2 separate regions of the Homo sapiens genome follow, and region 2 is linked to region 1. A link is an interaction called in ENCODE POLR2A ChIA-PET data of the cell type or tissue named here. Cell type or tissue: PC-9. All regions are shown on one strand.

Evidence for each region. ChIA-PET counts read pairs that join two places held together with the same protein. Peaks named below come from ENCODE experiments on the same cell type or tissue, not always from the same donor. Only the 100,000 strongest peaks of a DNase experiment are listed, where the experiment ranks them.
Region 2: POLR2A ChIA-PET joins it to region 1 with 11 read pairs; 2 of 35 experiments call an interaction of 5 or more read pairs at or near these places.

Annotation. Positions count from the first base shown.
Region 1 is chr2:47,063,097-47,068,096 of GRCh38, forward strand. All of the region lies in intron 19 of TTC7A (tetratricopeptide repeat domain 7A), which reads left to right. Among named protein-coding and RNA genes, the nearest start is that of STPG4, 90 kb to the right of the region's middle. RefSeq lists an enhancer at 3,292-3,850. In PC-9, no CTCF peak of the experiment used is centred here; a DNase peak (open chromatin) is centred at 2,985; H3K27ac peaks cover 3,247 bases.
Region 2 is chr2:46,964,462-46,969,461 of GRCh38, forward strand. The region is part of intron 3 of TTC7A (tetratricopeptide repeat domain 7A); the gene reads left to right. Among named protein-coding and RNA genes, the nearest start is that of TTC7A, 26 kb to the left of the region's middle. RefSeq lists an enhancer at 3,489-3,783. In PC-9, no CTCF peak of the experiment used is centred here; DNase peaks (open chromatin) are centred at 880, 2,350, 2,950 and 3,680; H3K4me3 peaks cover 1,502 bases; H3K27ac peaks cover 4,702 bases.

The DNA.
Region 1 (5,000 bases):
TTCACAGATCTAAGTGTCTTCCCTGTGCTGGCCTGAGGCTCAGGACATCTGGGATCTAATCCTGGCTCTGGCCCTGATCCACTTGGGGGACTTAGGAAAAGACACATTTAACTTGCATGCTCCTGGTGTCCCCTTTTGTACATAATAATCCTCGTTCCTGGGCCATAGTGTTGTTCTAATCAAATGAGGTGATGCATGTGAAAGTGTAAATATGTGCAGTGCAATCCCAGAGACGGCAAAGCACAGCATGGAGTATCTCACCCCCCTTCAGTCCCTCACCAGTGTCAGACATTGCTAAGCAGTCACAGCACCTTTTTCCCACTGAGCAAAGATGTGATCTTGGAATCTTTTTCAACGTGAAACAACATGATAGGAACTACTAGCTGTCATTCTAGGTCAGTTTCACATTTATGTAAGGGATTCATTGTAAAAATAGTAGAGGAAAGATGTCCATCAGTCATCTGAGCCTTTGTGAACTCTGGAGGTTGGTACAGCCTTAGATAATTACCAAGAGAGGAATGTGGAAGGTATCCCTGCTGTGGAGTCAGGGCAGGCCCCCAGGGAGGACACTCTGGCCTTACCATGCCACTGTGACTTTATGAGGACGTTGGCCTCTGATCAGTACAAGGGGAAGGAGAGCCTTCCCTCCCCTGAGGGCACAGCCACCCACAAGCCTGGGCTGGAGCGAGCCCTCTGAGGTCGTGGGTGAGTCCCACTCCCTGAGGTCTGGAAAGTGGTCGGTGGAGGTATTCTTAGTGTGCTGTGTGGGTGCTGGGTTTGGCCCTGTAGTCCTTGGAGTGGGATTGGCAAGTGCCAAGAGGCTGAAGAAAGCCCACTGGGAGTTGAAGACTTTGCTCTTAGGGGCTGGGGACCCCATGTTTCTAAGAATATAAGTTTTGGCCAAGAGCAGATTCTCTACTCTCCCTGTCCCCCTGTCGGTGCCCTAGATGCAATAAGGGATGTTTCTGTGGTTCTAGCCCTGCTCTGGGTTCAGCTTAGGGTTTTCTACCCAGACCAGGCAGGAAGGAGATGCCACCTTGGCAGTTCTCTGCTAGGCAAGAGAACCAGCGGAATTTGTCCCAAGTTTGTCCATCAGGCTCTGGTCCTGCTGGCTGCCGTCTGTGCCAGGCTCAAGGATGGCCAGGGGCCTCCGGGAAACTGGCAAGTGTAGAAAGAAAAAGAAGTGTGCTCTCTGCAGTGGAAATGAAATCACAGGAGCAGGTCCTGACAGTCTGCCAGTGTGGTCCCAGACTTCTCTCCAGTAGCTGGAAATCCCACTCAGCTGGGGTATTCAGAACTGAATTCACTGGCAGAAAATTCTAGCCAAGAAGGGGAAGACTGAACTTTGCCTGCCTGCCAATGGGGAAACGTGAGAAGGAAGGCAGAGGCCCTCCCAGAATGCGCAGGAGTCGCTGGTTGACACTGCTCTTCAGAGAGGGCTTCAAGGCTTGCCCAGGAAGGGACCCCCGGCAGCCTGCACTCCTCTTGGAGCTTATCTCTGCTCTGCCACCTCCCTGGATCCCCTCTGCACCAGGCACTTCCAAGGGCAGAAGAGGTACCTGAGGAAACCAGGGAGTCCCAACAGTGACTGGTGGAATGGTTGGGTCATTGAGAGCCCTCCCAGGAAGGGGGTTCCTTTGAAGTCACCTGACCTTCATGGTGGGAGGGTCATTGGTTGGTCATGAAGCTGAGATTAGAGCACCTCAGGGAATGACTGGCTTGACTTGGTTTCCCAGTGTAAGGAAGGAAAAAACAATTTTCCCTCTACCTTTCTGAGTTCTTAGCTGGGACCTTGGTAACAGGAGACAGATTAACAAGGAAAAACAAACAGAACTTTATTAACATGTATAAAATGTATTCATGGGAGATACTCAGGGAAAACGAGAAAAGCTTAAAGAAGTAGCTTAGAGGCCCAGCTCAGTGGCTCACGCCTGTAATCCCAGCAGTTTGGGAGGCCGAGGCGGGCGGATCACGAGGTCAGGAGATCGAGACCATCCTGGCTAACACGGTGAAACCCCATCTCTACTAAAAATACAAAAAATTAGCCGGGCGTGGTGGTGGGCGCCTGTAGTCCCAGCTACTCGGGAATCTGAGGCAGGAGAATGGCGTGAACCTGGGAGGCGGAGCTTGCAATGAGCCAAGATCACGCCACTGCACTCCAGCCTGGGTGACAGAGCGAGACTCCGTCTCAAAAAGGAAAAAAATGAGGTAGCTTAGAACTGTGGCTTACATAGCATTTTCAACCAAGAGCATACAATTTAAAAGAAGCAATGAGACAAAGAAAAAGGACTTGGAGTCTCTGGGGATGGCAAATTGTGGGAAGACAAATCAATGGGAAACTAATGGTAGACAAAGGCCAGTTAGCAGCGCTTGTTATGTAGATTCCTTTGTGCCATCTCCAGGCTGATAAGGTTCTAACGTTGTCTTCTGTGATCAACCTTTGTCCTTCCTGGTTGAGAGGGGAGGAGGAACACCCTTATAAATTTATATCCTGCTTTTAGGCAAATAGGGGGAGGGCAGAGAGCTTTTCTTTTCTCTGCTTCTTCTCAGTTGCCTTCAGCTCAAAACAGTCCTTACGCCCAAGTGACATATTTGGGGGTGGCATGTTCTGCTATCCTTCAGCAGCCCCTGAAGAAGGTCCTAGCCCTGGCCACAGAGCCACCCACTCTCCCTGCCCTCAGCTTGGCTAAGGAGAGTGTGGACACTTTGGTGCAGCTTGTCTGCACTGCAAGAGACAACTTGACACCCTCAAGCATGAGTGGACAAGCGAGGTGTCTGGGTGGCACTCTGCCCTCTTCTCCCAGGGGCAGACTCTGGAGAGGAGGAGTTTCCTGGTCCCTCCCCTTCCCCAGCCCCTCCCCTCCTCATGCTTTCTTCTTGGTGAGGGAGCTCCAGGCTCTCCAGAACCTCTCCCTGTCAGGCACCCCAGCAGTAGTGGGGAGATGGCTCTGCATGAGCTTTGGCTAATTTGGTAATTCCTGGGATGCAGTTACTGAAGCATTCCTGGCATGTGACCCAGCTTCTTCTCTCCCCAAATGCCCCTGGAAAGACAGGAAGACAGTGTTGTTATCTGCATTCCTCTTGATGACAGAGTGACGATGAATGATTTCCCTTTATTGGTTCCCTCTTGCTGCCAGTGTGGAGCAGGCCGCCTCATTCTTTAAGTGGGTTTGCAGGATCAAGAGCGTGGGTATGGCCTCAGAGCCTCTCATCCCTCACCCCAGGCTGTGGCATGAGGGGGCACATCTTAAATCCCCAGAAGCTCCCTACTGCCACCCCTGGTACCTCCCAAGGCGGGACCTGAGTCACTGAGGGCCAGAGCTCTGCCCATCCAAGCCCAGAGCCTTTTTAGGTGCTCTGGGACTCTAACAAGAAGGCTCTGGTCTCTAAGGCCAAAAGGATGAACTCTCTGGCCACACAGAGCTTCACCCATCACCCCCTCCGCCTGCTGGCTGGCCCTCTCCCCCATCATGGAGGGTTGGACCAGATATGAGAGGTGACAAACCTAAGACAAGCAGCCCTGCGTTATGGGGGCGCTTGAGGGTTACTTTCCTCACTGGGTGTCTCAGTCCATTTTGTGTTGCTGTAACAGAATATCTGAGGCTGGGTAATTTATTATTATATTTTGTTTTTATTTTTTGTAGAGACAAGGTCTCACTATGTTGCCCAGGTTAGTCTTGAACTCCTGGGCTCAAGGAATCCTTCCGCCTCAGCCTCCAAAAGTGCTGGGATTACAGGCATGAGCCACCATGTGTGGCCTTTTTAAAAAATATATTTTTTATAGTAATTTACAATAAGCAGAAACTTTTTATTTGGCTCACAGTTCTGGAGGCTGAGAAGTCAAAGATCGAGGGGCACATCTGGCGAGGGCCTTCTTGCTGCCTCATCCCATGGCGGAAGGTGGAGGGGCAAGAGAGTGTGAGAGAAGGGGAAGCCGAACTCATCCTTTTACCAGGAACCCCCTCCCAAGATAACAGCATCAATCCATTCAGGAGGGCAAAGCCCGCCTGACCTCATCACCTCTTAAAGGTCTCACACTTCAATTCTGCTGATTGAGGCTTAAGTTGCTAACACATGAATTTTGGGGGACACATTCAATCCATAGCACTGGCTCAGTTTTTTCTGCTATCAAATTGGGATGATAATCTAGACTCTCTTGTGACTTCAAGGAGCAGTTTTAGGGCTCAGGTGAACTGAAAGCTGTGAAAAGATAAGTCAACGTTGGGCATTTTTATCACTATATTCACATAGATGACTTGGTGGCACGTGGCCTGAGCCTGAGCCCCACCTGGGACCAGGCTGGTTTCTGTTGGACCATTCTTAGTGTGGGATGAGGGTCTTTGGCCCACATTTCCTTGTGATGCCAGCAGGGTGCTGAGAAGACAGGGAGGGAGTGCCTGGCAGAGACAGGGACCTCCAAGATGCCTTCGAGGTTCTCCTACGGTTGGTTGGCTGGGATGGTTTTTAAAATGAGTATCAGAGCTGGCTCTGGAGGAGGCACCTGCAGGTTGGAGCAGGGCCTTCAAGTTCATCTGACCTGGACCTGAGTCCCACTTTGCCTTCACTCACTGACCAGGTTCTGTAACCTCTCAGAACTTCAGTGTTCTCATCTGTAAAACGAGGCTTGCTATACCAAGCACCTAGGGCTGTTGTTAGAATTAGGTTAAATAATTCCATAAGTTAGTGGCCCAGTCATTGGGATTATTTTTATGTTTTTCACTTTGAAGCATAGCTGCCGGGCCATGTTCAGATGCTCTTGGTTCTCGGGGGGGAGTGGAAACCTGGTGCCAAGCCCCAAAGACTCATTGCAGTAAAGCCACTCCGTCCTCTCTGAGTCCACAGGGGAAGCTGGCCAAGGTCACAGACCCTAGCTGCCTTGTGGACAGGACAAGAGTGCACACAGTGCAAGGCCCAGCCTGACCTTAGCTACGGGGAGGGCAGCCTGCTTTGCGGGGGAGAATGAGCTGAGGGACGAGGGAGATACCTTGGGTAATCTGTGC
Region 2 (5,000 bases), 99 kb before region 1:
TCTAGATCTTTGGCTGTGGGTCACCACACCCTGAGGTGCACCACAGCCTGTTCCCCCTCAAATCAGGCTCACCTATGGTTCAGCACTCTGTCTGGGGCAATCTTCTCTAGGGTCTGGAGCTGAGGGGTCTGGGCCCTAGACTAGGATGAAGCCTTTGTGGATCCAGGGTAACAAATCACCCACTTTTTTGTTGGTCTGAGCTCTGAGGGTTATTCCCTGGCTTTGATTGGCATCCAGGATGTTTCGGGGCCTGCTCTTTGGACATCTCTAGCTTTAGCCCGTTCAGCCTCCCCAAGCTCCGGTGGGTCTCTTCCATTTCTCTAGCACTAGCTCAGTGTGCTAAGGGCATGGAGAGTGACTGCCATTTCTCCAGCCATTCATTCTACCTTGAGCCTGGCAGACCTTAGTCATTGGTGCCTAATTTAGGGTTCACTGTGGCTCCATGGATGGAGCACAGGCCCCTTGAGAATGGGTCCTGCCCCCAGCGTCAGCCTGGCCGGCTCGCGTTCTCCTTCACCTCACACCCAGCGCCAGGGAGGTCCTGATGCCCTGACCGTGGTGCACATGAACTGTGCAGTGCAGTGACATGCTAGGTTGTGAAGCTGCTGTGCAAAGTCAAAAGGTGAAATGCCCTCAGCAGCCAGAAGGATTATGATCTGCAGATTCTCCTCTCCCCGCCCGTTGAAGATGGGCTTCTTTTTTTACTGTTCTCTTTTGGTCAGTGCAACCCCAAGGTATTCTGCTGTCACCTGGAATTGTGTGGCTGATTAAAACTTTTTAAAAAGAAAGAACACTACGCTGCTTCCAGGACAGGATATGATAGCATACTTGGTTTTTGTGTTTTTAGCCCTGGTATGGCGGGAATTCACTGTTGATTTTGGCTTCCCTCTCCAAGGGGTGTGGGCTGTGTGCCTCACATGGACAGGAGCTCAGTCCCTGTGGCACTGCTGTCTTGGCCCCAGGTGAGAGGCTGGCTTCCAGATGGAGAAGGAGGAGCAGGCTGCTAGGGGATCAGGCCTCATCCAGCCAGAGACCTGGAGCTAGTCGACACTGATGCTTTTAGCTGAGGGGTCTTGGAATTAATCCGTTTTCCCTGGATTCATTTTTTTTTTTTTTTTTTGAGACAGTCTCACTCTGTTGCCCAGGCTGGAGTGCAGTGATGCGATCTCGGCTCACTGCAACCTCTGCCTCCTGGCTTCAAATGATTCTCCTGTCTCAGCCTCCAGAATAGCTGGAATTACAGGCACGTACTACCATACCCTGCTAATTTTTTGTATTTTCAGTAGAGATGGGGTTTCGCAATGTTAGCCAGGCTGTTCTTGAACTCCTGACCTCAAGTGATCCGCCTGCCTCAGCCTCCAGGAGTACTGGAGTTACAGGCGTGAGCCACCATGCCCCGCTTAGATTTTTTATTTGTAACTCTGGAGAAGGGTTAAACCCTTACCTAAGAGGTTATTGTGAGCATCACTTGAAAATATTTTCTAAGTGCATACTTTTTTTTTTCTTGAGGTGGAGTCTTGCTCTGTTGCCCAGGCTAGAGTGCAATGGCACGATCTCAGCTCACCGCAACCTCCACCTCCCGGGTTCAAGCAATTCTCCTGCCTCCGCCTCCCGAGTAGCTGGGTTTACAGGCATGCGCCACCACGCCTGGCTAATTTTGTATTTTTAGTAGAGATGGGGTTTCTCCATGTTAGTCAGGCTGGTCTTGAACTCTCGACCTCAGATGATCCTCCCGCCTCAGGCTCCCAAAGTGTTGGGATTACAGGTGTGAGCCACTGTGCTTGGCCTGCATACTTTCTACTCTTTATAATATTTCATCTAATTTAATGATCATGGCTACACTACGAGCTAGGCATTATTAGTAACTCTATTTTGTATTTGCGGAAACAGACTTAGCACTCTGTGAACATTTTGAGGTATATCTTTCCAGTCTTTTTTCCCTATAGGATTATATATGCTTTTAAAATGTAAGTTCATACAGTCATGTTTTATAATCTGCTTTTTAAAAAAGTATTTCATGAGTCATTTTTCAATACACCTCTATGTCACTGTAAGTAACTTCATAGCATTTCATTGTAACGTTCTATCCTAATTTTGTGAAGTCCCGTCATTGGACCTGTATGCTAAATCTTTTTTTTTTTTGCCATTATAAATAATACTGAAATGGATATCCTTGAAGCTAAATTTTGTATACATCACTTTTTTTTTTTTTTTGGTGGAGATGGGGTCTATGTTGCAAGGGCTGGTCCTGAACTCCTGGGCTCAAGCAATCCTCCCACCTTACCCTCCCAAAGTGCTGGGATTACAGGTGTGAGTCACCACCCCCAGCTTTTTTTTTTTTTTTTCGAAGATAAATTCCTAGAAAGTAGAATTACTGAATCATAGAGTATACATTTTTTGGAGACTTTGATACAGAAGCCAAATTGCCTGTGTTTTTTGTTTTTTTTTTTTCCGTTAAAAAATTGTGTTGGCCGGGCGCGGTGGCTCATGCCTATAATCCCAGTACTTTGGGAGGCTGAGGCGGGTGGATCACCTGAGGTCAGGAGTTCAAGACCAGCCTGGCCAACATGGCGAAACCCCATCTCTACTAAAAATATAAAAATTAGCCAGGCGTGGTGGCGCGTGCCTGTAATTCCAGCTACTCAGGAGGCTGAGACAGGAGAATTGCTTGAACCCAGGAGGTGGAGGTTGCCGTGAGCTGAGATTGTGCCACTGCACTCCAGCCTGGGTGACAGAGCAAGATTCCGTCTCAAAAAAAAAATGTGTTAAATATACATACCATAGAATTGACCATCTTAACCACTTTTAAGCGTACAGTTCGGTACTAAGACACTGTTGTGCAACCAATCTCCTGAACTCTTTTAACATTTGCATTATTGTGCAACCAGTCTCCAGAATTCTTTTACCTTGCGAAACCAAAATTCTATGCCCGTGAAACAGCAACGCCCCATTCCCTCCTCCCCTAACCCCTGGCAACCACTCTTCTATTTTCTGTTTTTATGAATTTGATTACGCAAGTACCTCATGTAAGAGGAATCATACAGTATTTGCCTTTTTGTGTCTGGCTCATTTCACTTAGTAAAATGTCCTCAAGGCTTATCCATATTGTAGCATGTGTCAGAATTTCCTTCCTTCTGAAGGCTGAATAATATTGTATTGTATGTATGTATATGTGGCATTTTGTTTATGTGTTCATCTGTCAATGGACACTTGGGTTGCTTCTACATTTTAACTATTGTGAATAATGCTGCTATAAATGCTAGTGTACTAATACCTCTTTGAGACCCTGCTTTCTATTCTTTTGGGTATATACCTGGAAGTGGAATTGCTGGATCATATGGTAATATCTATTTTTAAATGTTCTAATTTTAACAGAGTGATCTGTGAGGGTTCTTTCCTACCTGGCCTTTCGGTTTCCCCCCGAGAGCTGAATGAATTGCATTTTTTCGCTTCTTCCCGTGGCTGCAGGGTACCCAAGTCTGGGATTCATCTTCCGTGGGTGCTGCAGCTGTCCTCGTGCCCTTTGACAGGCTGGGTAGGTGGGAGGGAAGGGGTTCTGTTGCTGAGGATGTTTTCTGTTTTCTACCTCTGCATCCAGGGCCCAAGGCTCCAGGGTTCCAAGGGTGGGGCTTCTTGGAAGGGCGGCTGCCTTGGATGTGATGAGTCATTCAGACTGAAGGAGTTGGGACCAGCCTGGTGTTGGGCCTGAGGCTGTGCCAGGATCAGCTTGGCTCCAAATCGAAAGTTCTGAGTTAATGAAAAAGCAAGTCCTCCTCTTGCAAGGGACCTTTCCTAGAGCTGGGTATTGGCACAGAAAGGCCCTTGCCGGTGGGAATCACAAGGCAGTGCCTGCCCTGCAGGGCTGTGTTACAACCCTCCGATGCCTCAAGGACTGGGCGCAGGGCAGCCCACCTTCATCCTGGATTGAGCACTGTAGTCTGGCCGTTTGTGCAGAAGCGCTCACGGGGCAGAAGGTAAAGAAAAGAAACCCAAGCCTGCAGCACCTGGGTGGGCTTCCAGTCAGATGTTTGTGGACAGGAAAATAGACCTTATCAACCAGGGGACAAATACAAGGTTCCCGGCCCCTTTTTATGGGCAGAACTGGGTGACTGGACTGTGACCTTGCTTAGGAAAAGCCACTGCCAGCTCCAGAAACTTTTTGGCCCTGTGTATATTGGAAATTGCTTTATAGAGGACCGCCTCCGTGAATGTACCCCTCTACTTTGAACTTTTATTTCTCTGAATCATGACAGCTCCCTTCAAAAAGGCATTATCTCCATTATTTTTAGATAAATTTTCATATGGTGACATGTACAAATCTTAACTGTATAATTTCATGAATTAGGCCAGTGTAAATATCCATGTGACCAGTACCCTAATAAAGATACAGAACATTTCTATCACCACAGAAAGTCCCCTTGGGCTCTTTTCTAATTGGTCTCCACCCCAGGCAACCTCTGTTTTGTTTTTGTGTTTTTTTTTTTTTTTTAAGAGATAAAGTCTCGCTATGTTGCCCAGGCTGGTCTCGAACTTCTGGGCTCAATTGATCCCCTGCCTCAGCTCCCACAGTGCTGGGATTACAGACGTGGGCCACCACTCCTGGCCTTATTTTCTATTGATATAGATTAATTTGCTTTTTTGAATAAATGAAATCATACAGTATGCATTTTTTTTATGTCTGGTTTCTTTTGCACATGTAATTTTTAAGTAATTCATTTGTGTTATGTGTATATAAGAGTTTGTTTTAAAAAAAAAATCTGGGCCGGGCACGGTGGCTCACACCTGTAATCCCAGCACTTTGGGAGGCCGAGGCGGGTGGATCACGAGGTCAGGAGATCGAGACTATCCTGGCTAACATGGCGAAACCCCATCTCTACTAAAAATACAAAAACAAAATTAGCCGAGCTTAGTGGCGGGTGTCTGTAGTCCCAGCTACTCGGGAGGCTGAGGCAGGAGAATGGCGTGAACCCGGGAGGCAGAGCTTGCAGTGAGCCGAGATC